Regions from separate parts of the Homo sapiens genome. Here region 2 is linked to region 1. The links are chromatin loops, found by intact Hi-C in ENCODE. Cell type or tissue: CD4-positive, alpha-beta T cell. All regions are shown on one strand.

Region 1 (8,000 bases):
CCATCTGTTTCTAGCAGATCTACCTCCACCTGTGCTCCTTTTGAGACAAGGTCTGGCTCTGTTGCCCAGACTGGAGTGCAGTGGTGTGATCTAGGCTCACCGCATCCCCTGCCTCCTAGGCTCAAGCCATCCTCCCACCTCAGCCTCCTGAGTAGGTGGGACTACAGGTGCATACTACAATGCTGGGCTAATTTTTTTGTGTTTTTTGTAGAGATGGGGTTTCACCAGGTTGCCCAGGCTAGTCTTGAACTCGTGAGCTCAATCAATCTGCCCACCTCTGCCTCCCAAAGTGCCAGGATTACAGGTGTAAGCCACCACACGTGGCCTCCTTAAACTTTTGATATTATTATTTGTGTTACTTAATTAACTAGATATCTTCTTGTCCGCTTGGGCTGGGTGCCCTGCTCACAGAGCTGGATGGGTGGTACCCTCCTGTCTGCCACCAAGTCTCCTGGCATCCCCCCTTGCTTCCTGGGAAGACCTTCCAGGCCTCCTTGCTGGTGTTGTGCTCCTCCCTCACATCTGCTGCCTCACTTAAGACATCTCTTCTGGACATCTTGCTTGAAGTTAGGCCAGTTGCCAACAATGTAGGCAGACAGGGTTTTCAGAGTTATTTGCGACTCAATTAAAAGTTTATAGTGTATTCTTAATAATCTGTATCCCAAGAATTATGCTGGATATCAAACTGATAGGAGTGGTGAGTCCTGGGAAGACTGGAATGGAAGGAGAGGGGACATTGGTTAAGAGCCTCTCTATACTGCTTGAATTTTTAAAATGAGAATTTAAATGTAAAATAATTGTGCTGAATAGTCAAGTTTGAAAATTAAAACCCTGCCATACTCAGAGGTGATACTAGTAAGATACCAGCAAAATAAATATAGTTTGTTGAATATGTATTTCTTTCAACTTGCCATATTCTCTAGGAAAGATTTAGTTCTAATTAAATCCTGTGAGTTTAGTTAGGTACTTGGCTTTGGAAGAATTCTTTATTTTTATTTTCATTTTTTTGAGACTGGGTCTTACTGTGTCATCCAAGCTGGAGTGCAGTGGTGTAATCATGGTTCACTGCAGCCTTGACCTCCCAGACTCAAGCAATTCTCCTGCCTTAGCCTCTTTAGTAGCTGAGACTACAGGCACATGCCACCATGCCCCGTTAATTTTTTACATTTTTTTGTAGAGATAGGGTCTTCCTGTGTTGCTCAGGCTGATCTCGAACTCCTGAGCTTAACTGATCCTCCTGCCTCGGCCTCTCAAAGTGAAGTGCTAGGATTATAGGAGTGAGCCACCACGCCCGGCCTAGAGGAATTCTTGCAGCCGGCTTGCAGTTTAGCAGGACCTGGGGATTGATTTAACCCAAGATCCACTGAACATTCCCACCCCTTCTATGAATTCCAAGACTAGTTTGGCTGCTCTGAAAGAGAAGAGAGAAAACTGGAGTGGTTCACAGTTTTACTGCTGCAGCTGTACCTGATCAGATGGTAGGATTACCGTGTAGTTCTGAGCATTTCAAAGCAGTTGTGGAGGAATTTGCCGCTATTTATACCTTGGAAGGAAAATAGTGCTGTAGGTAACTTCAACTAGATAATTTCAAATGTTGATTTTATAATTAATTTTTATGTTTATTTTGAATACGTGTGTACCTGATACAGAGGTTCACAGCCTGGCAGAGAAAGTAATGCAGCTGTTCTGTAAAACCTGGATTCAAGAGTACTTGGAAAACTGCTCAGTTTCCCTAGCCTACCTGTCCTCTACCTTAATTCTTTTTTTCCCCTCCCTTCTGAATACAGGCAGTGTCTGAGACTCACTGCCAAGCAGGCTAGGGACTGAGTGACATGGTCTCTTTCTAGCCTTGTCTGTTAAGGAGACATGTAATGAACAACTTTACAGGGTTGGCACACTATTTGGACTAATGATAGATCCAGAGAAGAGGCTGTGTTTTAACCTAAGCGGGAAACTTTAATCAGAATAGGGAACTAAAAATTAGTGTTATTCTCTTGATAGTCTCTGCGGTTGACAAAAAATTAATGAATCCAGTCGTCCTCTGAAGTGCTGAGGGTCAGACATAACCACGTAGCCTCGAGTTCTCTGTAAGGGCCAGACCCATCTTGGAGGTTGCAGCTAACTTCAATTTTTACCAATGCATTTAATTAGGGGACCCATCCACATTCAAGTACTGAATTGCTGGGATCCCATTGGGATTCAGTTCAGCTTATGTTTATTGGACTCTACCCAATACCAAATTCAAAGGTGTGTCAGACATGGTCCTTGCTATCAAGGAGCTCCTGCTGAGTGAAGAAAATGGACCCGTGGATATTACCAATATAATGTGTATCTCGGAGGAGGAACACTTTGTCCAACCAGGGAGGATACAGAAAATTTCTAGGAGATAACACCTAAAGGAAAAGGGGAAGGGAATAGGCAGAGGGCTCTCAGACATTAATGTGTGTGTTGTGAGTAAGGAAACTGTGCAGTCATGAAGTGATAATGGGTCTGGAGAGGCCTTGGATTTTACCCTAAAGGTAGTTATTGACTGAATTTAGGTGGCGAGATACCCAGAGGTCAAATTTGCTCTTCAGCAAGAAAGACTGCTGTGATACAGTGTACAGTAGGGAGATAGGGAGACAAGTCAAAATATTTCTAATTCTCATCACAGTTCCATCTGAGATGTATTGATTCAAACACTATTAAATAAAGTAAGTCAAATAGAGGGGACGACAGATAGCAGGGCAGTGAGGTGCTTTCAGATTCCCTGCAGCACCATCTCAGCACTGTGCTCTAACGTGGGGCTGAAGCCCTGACTTACAATCTCTAGCTGTGGGGAATGGAGCACGCTGTCTTGGACAGAAGTATTGGGTTGACTGTGAAACTAAGGGGCCAACTTCCAAATAGTGCCAGCTTTCTGACAGCGGTGTAGATGCTGGTCCCAGATGAGCCTCTGCTGGGCTCGCCATTGCTTTGAGCACCTACACACACATAGGTAGCTCCAACCTTGAGGAGCATTCCTTCTGCGTTTGTTTGTTCATTGTAAAATGAAGTTGCTGGCCATTTAATATATATTCCTATATCTCTGTATTCAAATACATGAATATATATTTCAGAGAGAGATTCCATCATGGAATAAATAAAATATTTACTGCATTTACTAGCAACTTGCTATGAATTGATTTTGAAGAGACTGTTCCAGCCATTATGGGGGAATGGATTGGGGAGGAGCAAGAGTAGGAACAGAGAACCAGCGAAATGGCCCCAACAAGCAAGAAGGACAGCAGTGAAAATGAAGAATTATGGGTAGATCTGAGAAACAGATTTTGAAAGAGGAAATGATAGGACTTGCTGATGGGCTGATATGAGGGGTTGGGTGAGAAATTCATGACGGATGTCAGGGTCTGACCTAAACACCTGGGTAGGGGGTGATGCCCTTGATTGTACAAAGCCTTAATATTAATAACCACTTGCCTTTATTGAGCATGTGTTTGGTATCCTGCCCTGTACTAAGAGTTTTACACATACTTCATTTAAACTTCAAAAGAACCCTATGAAGAAGGTGTTGTTATTGTTCCCAGTGTTGGTTGAGGAAGCTGAGCTCTGAGGGGTTGGGCTGCGGGCCTAGAAACAATAGCTGGTGAAAGGAGGAGCTGGATTTCCACAAGTCTGCCTGTGCCACTGTTTCATGTGGCATCTTGCTATGAGCATACAGTTCATAGTGATTTTTTTCTCTTTTCAGGGTTGTGGTTTTTTGCACTGAATGTAACCTAGACTCATCTTCACGGGCTTGTGTTGCCCCAGGTACTGTCAAAGGTAAGTTTTTAAAATATATATCTACCATGTATTGGCAATAGTCTTCTTAAAAAGAAGAAAAGTACTTTTTCAAAAACATTGTTGCCCTTTTACCAAGTTCTTACAGAAAGATATTTTTAAGGTGACCATCATACCAGCCCCTTGCTTTCCTACTATATGGTAGGTGCCTTTTAAAAGCACTGGTATTTAGATGGATACTGACATTTGGTGCCTCATGCTAGAAAGCTACAACTTAGTTATTAGGATTATGTGAATTTTATGTGAGTGTTCCCCTAGCGTCTCTGTCTCTCACCTTTCCCTGCTGCGGTCTGTAGTCCACATTACTGCCAGGGTTCACTTTCTGAATGATAGATTTACTCAGGTCATGCCTTTGCTTAAACAGCCCTCATGGCATCCAGTTGCTGCAGATGTTGTCCCACAGATCCCTTCAAACCTAATTCCAGTCAACATTTCTGGTTGCTTTTTTAGTGAATCCTTATCTGTAAGCCTTAATGGACCATTTTCTTTTCCCTAGATATATATATAGTATTTTTTCGTGGCTTTGTGCCTTGGTTGATGCTTTTCTCTTTTTAGAGCTTGGAAGCAGGGAGAAGAATGTGACTATCTACTCTTCTTGTTGTATTTTTCCTGTTATCTTCTTCTCCCAAACTCCCTTGGCAGAATTTCTTTTTCATCTGTATTCTAAGAGCACCTGTTGTTATTACAGTAATAAATTATTCAATATTTTATATTAAAGTTGTTTATTTGTATCTGTCTCCTTTACTAATATATAAACCCTTTGAGACTGCTTGGAAAGGAGCTAACCTATTTTCAATGCCTAAAAGAGGCCCCCACAAGCAAGAAAGGATGACAGCAGTGAAAATGAAGAATTGTGGGTGGATCTGAGAAACAAATTTTGAAAGCAAAAATGATAGGACTTGCTAATATGAGGGGTCCAGGGTAGGATTGCTAATATGAGCTAATATGAGGGGTCCAGGGTAGGATGATAAATTGATGATGAATTTCTCCCCAACCCTTTGCTAGGCTTATGTGCCTAGTGTATGCACCTTGTCTCTATAGAGACAGCCACTTACCTGAAGACAGTAGCCATAACCATAGCCACTGCTAAGGTCAAAATACTGTGTGGCCTATGGTTTTTGAACCTCCAGTTCAGCCTCAGTAGTATAGAGAAATAAGATAAAATGCTCTTAGACACCTTGCTAAGAGTTCTACACACATTGTTTAATTTAGTCTTTATAACACCTTTTCCTGCACAGCTTTATGGATGAAAATATCAGGATTAGAAAGTTAAATAACTTGCCCAAGACCACACAGCTAATAACTGACAAAGAAGAACGGTTCTACATTTTCAAAGCCACAGCTCATTCCAGCATAACACAGTATCCCAGCACCATCTGGCATGTGATAGAGGCACAGTAAATGTTTATTGAATTGATATCTATTGCATTTTAAAGAAAAAGCACTGTCATTGATTAATTCAGTCATTCTTACATAGAAATTTATTGAATACATATTAAATGCCAGGTACACAGTTTTGAGTAGACTGAATACAGAGATTAACAAGATATAGCGTCTGGTATCAAGGGGTTGACAGTCTAATCCTTATCACATAGAGGAATCTATGTGAGTAAATAAATCCAATAAAGTGTTACAGATCCCATAATAGAATTCAAACAAGATCCACTGGAGGCACTGAGGAAGGAATCATTATTTCTGCCTAGAGATGGATCAGGAAATAGTTCATAAAAGCTGAGCCTTGATTGGAAAGTAGGGTCTCCCCTTGTGGCACCAGAGGAGGGAAAGGCAGAGGGAGTGATAGCAACAAAAACATGGAAACCTGAAACAGTCTGCCATATTGGCAAAGCTGTAAGATGTTCATTACGGCTGGAACAAATGGAACAGAGACCAGGCAGACGAGGCTGGAGAGACAGGCAAGGGCTGGATCCTGGAGGGCTCTTGAAAATATTAACATATTTGGCAATTTTCCTGGAAGAACTTGCACAGGTACTGTAGGACATTACTTGTATTTAGTTCTTAACATTTGCTGAGTCCTGTCATGTGTGTAGCAAGCACTGTGCCAGGTCAAGACTATCCACCACCTACCACAGGTCACAGACTGGTGACTGCTCCAAGTTGAAGTGATGTGCAAAAACAGAAATTAAACACTTGTGTCGGTCGGACACGGTGGCTCACGCCTATAGTCCCAGCACTTTGGGAGGCCTAGGCGGGCGGATCACTTGAGGTCAGGAGTTCCAGACCAGCCTGGCCAACATGGTGAAACCCTGTCTCTACTAAAAATACAAAAATTAGCCAGGCGTGGTGGCACGTGCCTGTAGTCCCAGCTACTTGGGAGGCTGAGGCAGGAGAATCGCTTGAACCTGGGAGGCAGAGGTTGCAGTGAGCTGATATTGCACCACTGCACTCCAACCTGGGCAACAGAGCAGGACTCTGTCTCTAAATACATACATAGATAACATACATACATACATGCATACGTAAACACTTGTGTGTTGTCTCATCATCTCATGAGGGGACATGACTTGTCACTTTGGCATGACTTGTTCACCCCTCTAGTTTTCATGTAAGTGGGCTTTGCCCTGACTTTTTTGTGACTCTGTTAGCACTGATACATTAGACTTTGTCACTTCTTACATGGAACCCTTAGTTAACCGCACACTTCTGCATTGCCTACCTTACTTACCTTCTGTTTTGTCAAAAGGAAAGTAAAGTTGCCCTAGACACAACCATAAGCCATGCCTTCAAACAAGAATGTTATCAAGGTTTGTTCAAGAAACATTGAAAACTAAGGACAGCTCCAAAACAACAAAAAATGAGAGCAAGTGAAATAAAGGACAAAGATAAAAATGGGTATCAATATGACATTTAGTAAGTGGGCACATTACATGGTTTTAATCAGGAAAGATTTTTAGAAATAAAAATTGACTGGAGGCCAGGAACTGTGGCTCACACCTAAATCCCAGCATTTTGGGAGGCCTAGGCAGGTGGATTGCTTGAGCTCACAAGTTCAGGACTAGCCTGGGCAACATAGTGAAATCCCAACTCTACCATAAATACAAAAATTAGCTGGGCATGGTGATGTGTACCTGTAGTTCCAGCTACTTGGGAAGCCCAGTGAGGCTGAGGCTACATTGAGCCGTGATCATGCCACTGCACTTCAGCCTGGGTGACAGAGTGAGACCCTGTCTCAAAAAAAAAAAAAAAATACTGAATAGATATTAGAAGGGTAGAGATGTGGATTGGTGATGAGGGGAAGGGTTTTCCAGTAGGGTGTGGACTAGGATATACATAGAGAGAGATTAGCATGTTGTGTGCTGAGAATGGAAAGATTTGCCTGCGTGAATGCAGAATACAGGGTGCTTTGAGAGTAATTAGAAATGAGGTTAGTGAAAAGCTTAGGAAGTAAAAGTGTGTGATTAATGCTGTGGTAATGGAATAATTTGGAAGACAAGGCTGATATGGAAAACTGAACTTAATTCTGAGGAGGATACATGTCAGATATAAGTTGAGATCAAAGGGTATCCAATAAGTAATATTCTCTTCCCTGCTCAAGTTCTGAACCAACAGAGACTTAGCACAAAGGAGTAAGGCAGACAGGTGGAGATCAAAATTTCACGTTTATCATTCATAAAGTTGCCATAGGAGAACTGGCTTAAATCTAAGGGCAAGCAGATTTTTAATACTGAACTGCAGGACTTAACAGGTTTATTCGCCCACCACCACTAGTCTGGGATAGACCTGCCTTCTCGCCTGCCTCCTAGCCAACGAAAGGAGCAGAGCAGAACAGGTGTCCCCAAGGGAAAAGGGAGAGAAAAGGGCTGGACTATGCAAGCCTGGTTTCTTCTTCCAAACACACTCATCAGAGAAGTGACTTCACCCCTGACAGCCTGAGTCAGGGATACAAGGCCAGGAATATGAAAAATTGGATATTGTCCCATGTGGAAGGAAGCATCAGGAGCAGGGAAAAAAGTTTTCCTCCCCTAGCATTCCCTAGCTTTTGTTTCTTAGTACATTGTTCTTAACCAGTAAGTCTAGGTCAGCCAGGGTTATGCCAGTCTTCCTTCCTCCTTTCCCTCCTCCCTCCCTCCCTCCCTTCCGTCCTTCCTTCCTTCCTTGTATAGCCAGAAACCTCTTAATTTTCATTTTCCTTTTGAATCACCTATATAAACCTAGCACAAGCAATT
Region 2 (8,000 bases), 120 kb after region 1:
CATCTAGAATGTCAGCTCCCTGAGGGCAGGGACCATCCTTCTTTTGCCCAGTCTTATATCCTGATTGTGTCACAGGTCAGTGCGTGGCATATCATAGACACTCAGCATGTTTATTAGATGATGTAGTTCGTTGTTTTGAGGCTGTTCTTTAAACGCATCTCCCCCGGGAGGGTAGAAAGTGTTGCTCACTCTTTAATGATGCATTTTGGTAGCATTTACTTGGAGGCCCTACTGTGTTTCTGGTGTTTGTGCCACGGACATAGGGCAGGGAGAAAAGGAAGGTTCATTCCCCTTCCCTTGTGCTCAGAGGCTTCAGCTGTGGCAAACGCACACACACTCGACTCGCCGTTCTCTAGTGTGGTGGGTGCTCTGGTGCAGCAGGCCAGCCCCCCGATAGCAAGGTTGACAGCTGAGGAGAGAGGCGGGCCTCCTGACTGAAACTGAGAATGAGAGGTTTTGGAAGTTTTGCATTTAGGTGCTTGTGTTCACCAGTCGCAATTTGATTCCTTATTCAATTACCAGAAAATATGTGCTGGTTAATTTAAAAAATGCATTCCCTGTAAGGAGATCCCCCCGCCCCCAACCACCGAATCCTGCTTCTGGTCTCATCCCTGCCACCTTCTCCCTTACACCCTGTACTGCATTCTGGTTGCCATTCCTCAGATACACCAATCTCACTGATTGACATTTGCCACTCCCTCTGTCTGGAATGTTCACCCCCAGATACCCACATGGCCCCATCCCTCACCTCAGTGAGTCTCCATTCTCATGCAACTGTATCAGAGGCCTTTTCTAACTATTATATGGAAGGTGTTGCCCTCTCCCCACCTCTCTCCTTCTCTGTCAGGTGAACTGTCTTCTCCTGAGCACTGTTGTTGCCTGAACTGTGTATTTTATACATGCATCTTGTTGTATATCTTGTTCATTTGTTGCCTTTCTCCCCCACTGGGATGTAAGTCACATGAGAGCCAAAGCTCGGTTTTGTTTCTGCCAGATCTCCAGTGCTTAGAAAAAGTGCCTGGCTCGGCTGGGCGCAGTGGCTCACGCCTGTAATCCTAGCACTTTGGGAGGCCAAGGTGGGCGGATCACTTGAGGTCAGGAGTTCAAGACCAGGCCAGCCAACATAGTGAGACCCCGTCTCTACTAAAAATACAAAAGTTAGCTGGGCGTGGTGGCAGGCGCCTGTAATCTCAGCAACTCAGGAGGCTGAGGCGTGAGAATCACTTGAACCTGGGAGGCGGAGGTTGCAGTGTGCTGAGATTGCGCCACGGCACTGCAGCGTGGGTGACAGAGCAAGACTCCATCTCAAAAAGAAAAGAAAAGTGCCTGGCTCATATTAGACAATAAATGTTTGTTAAAGGAATGAGTCAGTTCCTGGACATCCTAGTAGAAGAGAGCCAAGTCAGTCTGTGCCTTCCGGTCTGTGCCTGTTACCACCCTGGTAAAAGCAGCCATGCCGCAGAAAGTCACTTCAGGTGCTCTGATGCTGCCAGTACCGGTGTCATCTGCCTTGAGACCTTGAGGGCCAAACAAGAGACGGGGCAATAGTTGTGGGGTCTGCAGAAGAAGGCAAGTTTCTCTAGAGTTGGAGTTACTGGGGATGGTGCTGTTGAAGCAAGTGGATATTGAGCTAGGACTTGCCACTAGGGTAAGGTGTGATGGGCATTAAAGAGGATGGTTTTTGTCAGGCGTGCAGAATGAGGAAAATGTAAAAGCTAGAACTGTACTATGAATGGCTTTGAATGCCAATTACAGATGCTTCAAGCTCTTAGCTTTCCCTTTGCATGGTCTCGGACCATTGGAGGGTTCAGTTCTGGGATGTAGCCGGTTCCTAGGGATCTCAGCATCGTTGCTTTTTGGTGTTCTGAACTTGCATGCGGGGCAGTCTTGTTATGCCTCAGCTTAAGTGAATATTGTGAATATTGGGTATTTTCTTTTTTTGTTTTTCTTTCTTTTTTTTGAGACCGAGTCTCGCTTTGTCTCCCAGGCTGGAGTGCAGTGGCGCGATCTCAGCTCACTGCAACTTCTGCCTCCCAGGTTCAAATGACTCTCCTGCCTCAGCCTCCCAAGCAGCTGGGTAGCCCGCCACCATGCCCAGCTAATTTTTTTGTATTTTTAGTAGAGATGGGGTTTCGCCATGTTGGCTAGGCTGATCTCAAACTCCTGACCTCATGATTTGCCCGCCTCAGCCTCCGAAAGTGCTGGGATTACAGGCATGAGCAACTGTGCCCGGCCGAATATTGGGTATTTTCTATTCAGGTACAAGTCACTTCTACTTTTCTCTACTATTATTGTAAAAAATTAAGAAGAAAACACTGTTGTATTCGCTCTTCACCTGAGAGGTTCTCAAGAGTAGTTTGGCTTTTTACCATTCAGGATTTATTCTAGATTATGGTGTTTGCACTTGCTTTATCTTTTGCCTGCCTGCACAGTACCTCCCACACATTCGTCCCCTGCAGAGGCAATATTAAACCCCCAGCTCCCCTAGACAATGCTTCGTAACCTTTTCAGGTCAAGACACACAGAGAAAAGATTAGTACAGCACACTGGGGTAAGTAGATGAGGTTGGACTGGGCTAGCAGCAGTCCCAGGCTGGGCTGTAAGGAGTTTGAGGGGCTTTGTATTCCATATGTACCTGGAAGCTGGGTGCACCTATAAACTATTCTTGGCACAAAGTTAGGGAATTGGAGGTGCCCATAGTATTGCTTTGGAAGCCATAGTAGAGACTCAGTAAATACTTAACTGAATTTGTTGAATGAATTAAATAATTTGAAAGTGATGAGTTTTACATCTGGCTGTATATTTAGAGATGAGAGAAAATATGAATGATTTCTCTTGCCCTTCATACTTAGAAGCAATTGATGATCAAGTAGGACCCACCTAGTCACCTGGCATTTGCATTTGTTGCTGTATGGGAGGGTTTTTTATTGTTGTTGTTTGTTTTGGAGACAGGGTCTCACTCTGTTGCCCACACTGGAGTGCAGTGGCATGATTATGACTCACTGCAGCCTCAGCTTCCTGGGCTCAGGTGATGGGAGGTTTGATTTTTGAGACATAAATCAGGTAATAATGTTTTCAAGTGTAGGTATAAACAAGAATTTAGAGCAGTTTCTCAACCCTAGCTACATGTTAGAACCACTTGGAGGGACTTCTGAAAATCCCTGGAGATTTCTATGTAATTGACCTGGGGTACTGCCTGAGCAATAGTTTTGTGTTTGTTGTTTATATTTTCTTTTGTTTTTGGAAACAATCTCGAACTTACAGAGTTTGAATCTGTATGATTTTAAAAAGCCTCTTTTTCCCCTGAGTCATTTGAGAATTAACTGCTGATCCAATGCTGTCACCTGTAGCCCTTTCACCAATACTATAGTCTGTTTCTAACAAAAAGAACATTCTGGTGTAAAACCACAATATAACCATCAAAGGGAAAAAATTAACACACCGATTCATGACCACCACTTACTCTTCAGCTCCATTCAAGGTGTGAGATTTGCCGCACATTGCATTTGGTTGTTAGGTCTTTGCAGTCTCCTTTCATTTGGAACAATTCCTCAATCTTTCCTTGACTGTCACAGCCTTAAAACTTTTGAAGATTGCAGGCCAGTATATTTTGTAGAATGCCTCTGAATGTGGAGTTGTCTGATGGTTCCTTTGATGGTATTCAGGTTAAACACATTTAAAAGGACTCATAGAATCAATGCTGTGTTCTTCTTACAGCATCCTGTCATGTAACTCACAGTTTGAATTTGTCCCATAGCTGATGATGTTCACATGGATTACTTGATTAAGGTGGTATCTTGACAGGCTTCTCCTTGACGTAATTACTCTTCTCAACCCTTTATGACAAGTATTTTATGGGGAGGTGTTTTGAAACTATGTGACTATTCCATTCCTCATTTCAATTTATTCATTTGCTTATTTCTCTCTGTATGAACTTGTGTTTTCCTATTTTATACAATGGCTTATAGTCTCTTACTATAATTACTTATTTTGATGTTGATGTTGTTCCAGATTTAGCTTGTAGGAGCACTTCAAACTGTCGTCTGTGGTCATTTGACGGATCCCATCATTCTTTGAGCACTCTTTTGCTTCTTGGCAAATGTACATTCCAGGTTCATCTTGTACTTTCCTTATGCTACCCCCAGAATTAGCTCTTGTTCCAGAGAACTCTGGTTTTATTTAGTGAAGAATAGAAGCCACAAAACTGGGTGCTAAGTGTGTTCATTGTTATTTGGATATTGCTTGTTCTCCAGCCCTCAGAGTGACAGAGCTAAGGGAATAAGAGTGTGTGTGTGTGTGTGTGTGTGTGTGTGTGCATGCGCACGTGCGTGTGTGAAGGAATATATACTCACATATGTACACAAACTTACAGCTAATATTTATTGTGTCTATATATATTGGAAACCATGAGTTCACGTCAATAACTAATTTAGATCCAACCCCACAGAGTTCATTTGAGTTTTCTCCATTTTCTTCCATTTGTGTAACTTATTTTCTCAACAGTGAGAAACATGGCTGTCATTATTCTTTTTTTTCTTTTCTTTTTTTTTTTGAGACGGAATTTCGCTCTTGTTGCCCAGGCTGGAGTGCAGTGGCACGATTTCGGCCCACCGCAACCTCCGCCTCCCAGGTTCAAGCGATTGTCCTGCCTCAGCCTCCTGAATAGCTGAGATTACAGGCATGTGCCACCACGCCCACCTAATTTTGTATTTTAAACCTCTGTGGGGTTTCTCCATGTTGGTCAGGCTGGTCTTGAACTCCTGACCTCAGGTGATCCACCCGCCTTGGCCTCCCAAAGTGCTGGAATTACAGGCGTGAGCCACCGCGCCCGTCCCTATTATTCTTAATATACTTAAATAGTCCATCAGTCTCCTGTATGTAACCCATCTCCATCACCACCCCCATGGACGCCTTCTCCACATAGATGTCCATTGCTCTTTGCTTGGGCTCTCACTCAGAACAGGGATTTATTTTATTTTATTTTACTTTTTGGAGACAGAGTCTCGCTCTGTCACCCAGGCTGGAGTGCAGTGGCGTAATCTTGGCTAACTGCAACTTCTGCCTCTGGGTTCAAGCAATTCTCCTGCCTCAGCCTCTCGAGTAGCTGAGACTACAGGCGTGTGCCACCACGCCCAGCTAATTTTTTTGTATTTTTAGTAGAGATGGGGTTTCACTGTGTTAGCCAGGATGGTCTAGATCTCCTGCCCTCGCAATCCACCCGTCTCGGCCTCCCAAAGTGCTGGGATTACAGGCGTGAGCCACCGCAACCGGCCTGGATTTTTTTAAAGCTCCCCAAATGGTGCTAATGTGCAGCCTAGATAGAGAACAGTACTGAATTAGAAAAAAGGTGAGACTCACACTATTTGATTTATTGTTATAAATTTTTGATTTAAAAGTGGCAGGTTTTTAAGCCAGATTTGGCAAAGTAGATTCTTCCTAAGGAAGTGAAATTTAAAAAGAAGACTAACTCCTACCAAAACAAAACAAAACAAAAAACAGGGTGAAAGTATAGCTTGTCACCTGCAAAGCTTTGAAATATATCTGTTTTAGAAATGAATTTACTTCTATTGAGCATGAATTTCAATCTATTTCCCTTAATTGCCTGTTTATAGGGACAATATTTGAAAAGGTTTGTTTTTGAAGAACGTGTTTGATTAAAACTTACCCCTTTTTTTACATTTTATTTTATTAATTTATTATTCATTCATTTATTTATTTTGCTCTTGTTGCCCAGGCTGGAGTACAATGGTGTGATCTTGGTTGACTACAACCTCCGCCTCCCAGGTTCAAGCGATTTTCCCGCCTCCGCCTCCCAAGTAGCTGGGATTACAGGTGCATGCCACCACGCCCAGCTAATTTGTGTGTTTTTAGTAGAGATGGGGTTTCACCATGTCGGCCAGGCCAGTCTCGAGCTCCTGACCTCAGGTGATCCACCCACCTTGGCCTCCCAAAGTGCTGGGATTACAGGTGTGAGTCACTGCGCCCAGCTAACATTGCATTTTTTAAAGTAAACTTTTAATTTTAGAATAATTTTAGATTTAGAAAAAAATGACAACCTAATACCTTTTTTTTTTTTGTAAACACCAAATCTTTAAACAGGAAATACTCAGGCTGTGGTTGCTACTTTCCTGTAGTTGGTTTCACTGTAAAATGTGGAAGCCAAGTTACAGCAACATGGGCATGAGGAACCCCATCCACTCCTTCCACTTGCAGCCAGAGGAAGCAAAAGGCTTTAAGAGCCAAATATAACAGGATCTGTGGCCAGCCTGCCTGAGATGATCAACATCCATCTTACCAGTGTTTGTAAATCCATTTTCTTAAAGGAGGGCACTGCTGCTGCAGGTGGATTTTCTCCGCGTGTTTCACACCTAGACAGAGGCACACAGTCTGACTCCAAAGAAATCCAGCATAAGACCTAAGGAAATTTCAGTAAAATCTCCTCCTTGGTTGTGTGGATTTTGCATATTAGGCTTTTATATCTTTATACCCAGAGGTGCAGAAGGAGAAAGGCTAATATTTGAATGCAGACAAAGTCAGTGACAACATGTAGGTAAAAAAGTTTTTTAAGTCTTTTTTTTTTTTTCTATAAATAAGACATTATGTATTCACGAGAGCCCACCTCAGTTTTCATCCATGGTTCCTTTTGTATAGTTTCAGTATGTTAAACTAGATCTCCGCTTCCCAAACTTGAGTCCTTCGGGAACCATCTTTATGATTTTGCCATGTTTGCAAACCTGTTATTCACTTAAGCTTTAATTTGACTCACTTGTAACTCAGCCTTATGCTAGGTGATATCTGTGAAACCATGGATTTGTTATCTGTTCGGTATTCTGAGGCCCTGGGAACTAGATCTTTAAGTCTCCTTCCAGCGATGAAATTCCATAAGCATAGAGTCTGGGGTTTCCCACTGTGAGCTTTGAAGTTACTGCAGTTGGTTGAGTGTATGTTTTTTCCCAGTTGATACATAGAGTGAAAGTTGACAGCATTCCAATAAATGTTACTTTTCAAATGTGTGCTGTAAATTAGAGTCTCTTAATTTCTTCAGATTCAGCACATTTCTCCAACTAGAATGTTTATGATTGTATACCATTTTTATTCTAATTCAGTGGAGCAAAACCTGGTTGTCTTAATTCATGTGTACGGGAAGATACAGTAGTGAATTCACCCAATAGGACATACATTTATTTATTTATTTATTTATTTATTTATTTTTGAGGCGGAGTCTGGCTCTGTTGACTGGGCTGGAGTGCAGTGGCACTATCTTGGCTCACTCCAACCTCCTCTTCCCGGGTTCCAGTGATTCTCCTGCCTCAGCCTCCCGAGTAGCTGGGACTACAGGAGCATGCCACCATGCCCGGCTAATTTTTGTATTTTTAGTAGAGACGGGGTTTCACTATGTTGACCAGGCTGGTCTCGAACTCCTGACCTCAAGTGATCTGTCTGCCTCAGCCTCCCAGAGTGCTGGGATTACAGGCGTAAGCTACCACGCCTATCCTGGAATACATTGATTTATAGGACACTCAGTGCCTGCCTTAAAAATAGAAAATAGAAATAGAAATAGAAAATATATAAAACAAATAGAAAATATATAAAACATATAGTATTAATACATATAGAGAAAAAATTTAGAATACAGAACATAGAGCTTTATGTTCACCACTCTGAAGATGAAATGGGAAAACACCTAATTTATGATAAATACATATGTACCATAATTGAGTTAATATATTCTGCATTATCTGTGAGGAATACTGCCCAGAAGCCATCTGGATATTGTCGTATTCAAATCAGGTCCTTTGCTGAGTGGAAATTAATCGTGTGTGTGTGTGTGTGTGTTTGTGTGTGTATTCTTTTAGGTAGATATTATAAAAGCTTACCTTAATAGGCTTCTTTGAAACGAAACTTAATGTCATGTTTTACAAAAGAGGTGACAAACCAAGATGTGGGAATAATTAAATGTGAGTTTTATGGATCCTTTTGATTTAAATGAAATACTGTGT

Evidence for each region. A loop is a pair of places that touch in the nucleus more often than their neighbours do. Peaks named below come from ENCODE experiments on the same cell type or tissue, not always from the same donor. Only the 100,000 strongest peaks of a DNase experiment are listed, where the experiment ranks them.
Region 2: a loop joins it to region 1, with 2.4 times the contacts of the local background. A loop is called at or near these places in 3 of 110 quality-filtered maps.

The regions. Positions count from the first base shown.
Region 1 is chr22:40,113,331-40,121,330 of GRCh38, forward strand. It overlaps a transcript of TNRC6B not described here. Among named protein-coding and RNA genes, the nearest start is that of TNRC6B, 61 kb to the right of the region's middle. In CD4-positive, alpha-beta T cell, no CTCF peak of the experiment used is centred here; a DNase peak (open chromatin) is centred at 3,641; H3K27ac peaks cover 3,968 bases.
Region 2 is chr22:40,237,896-40,245,895 of GRCh38, forward strand. All of the region lies in intron 1 of TNRC6B (trinucleotide repeat containing adaptor 6B), which reads left to right. Among named protein-coding and RNA genes, the nearest start is that of TNRC6B, 64 kb to the left of the region's middle. RefSeq lists an enhancer at 1-811. In CD4-positive, alpha-beta T cell, no CTCF peak of the experiment used is centred here; DNase peaks (open chromatin) are centred at 1,376, 2,986, 3,426 and 6,156; H3K4me3 peaks cover 465 bases; H3K27ac peaks cover 3,062 bases.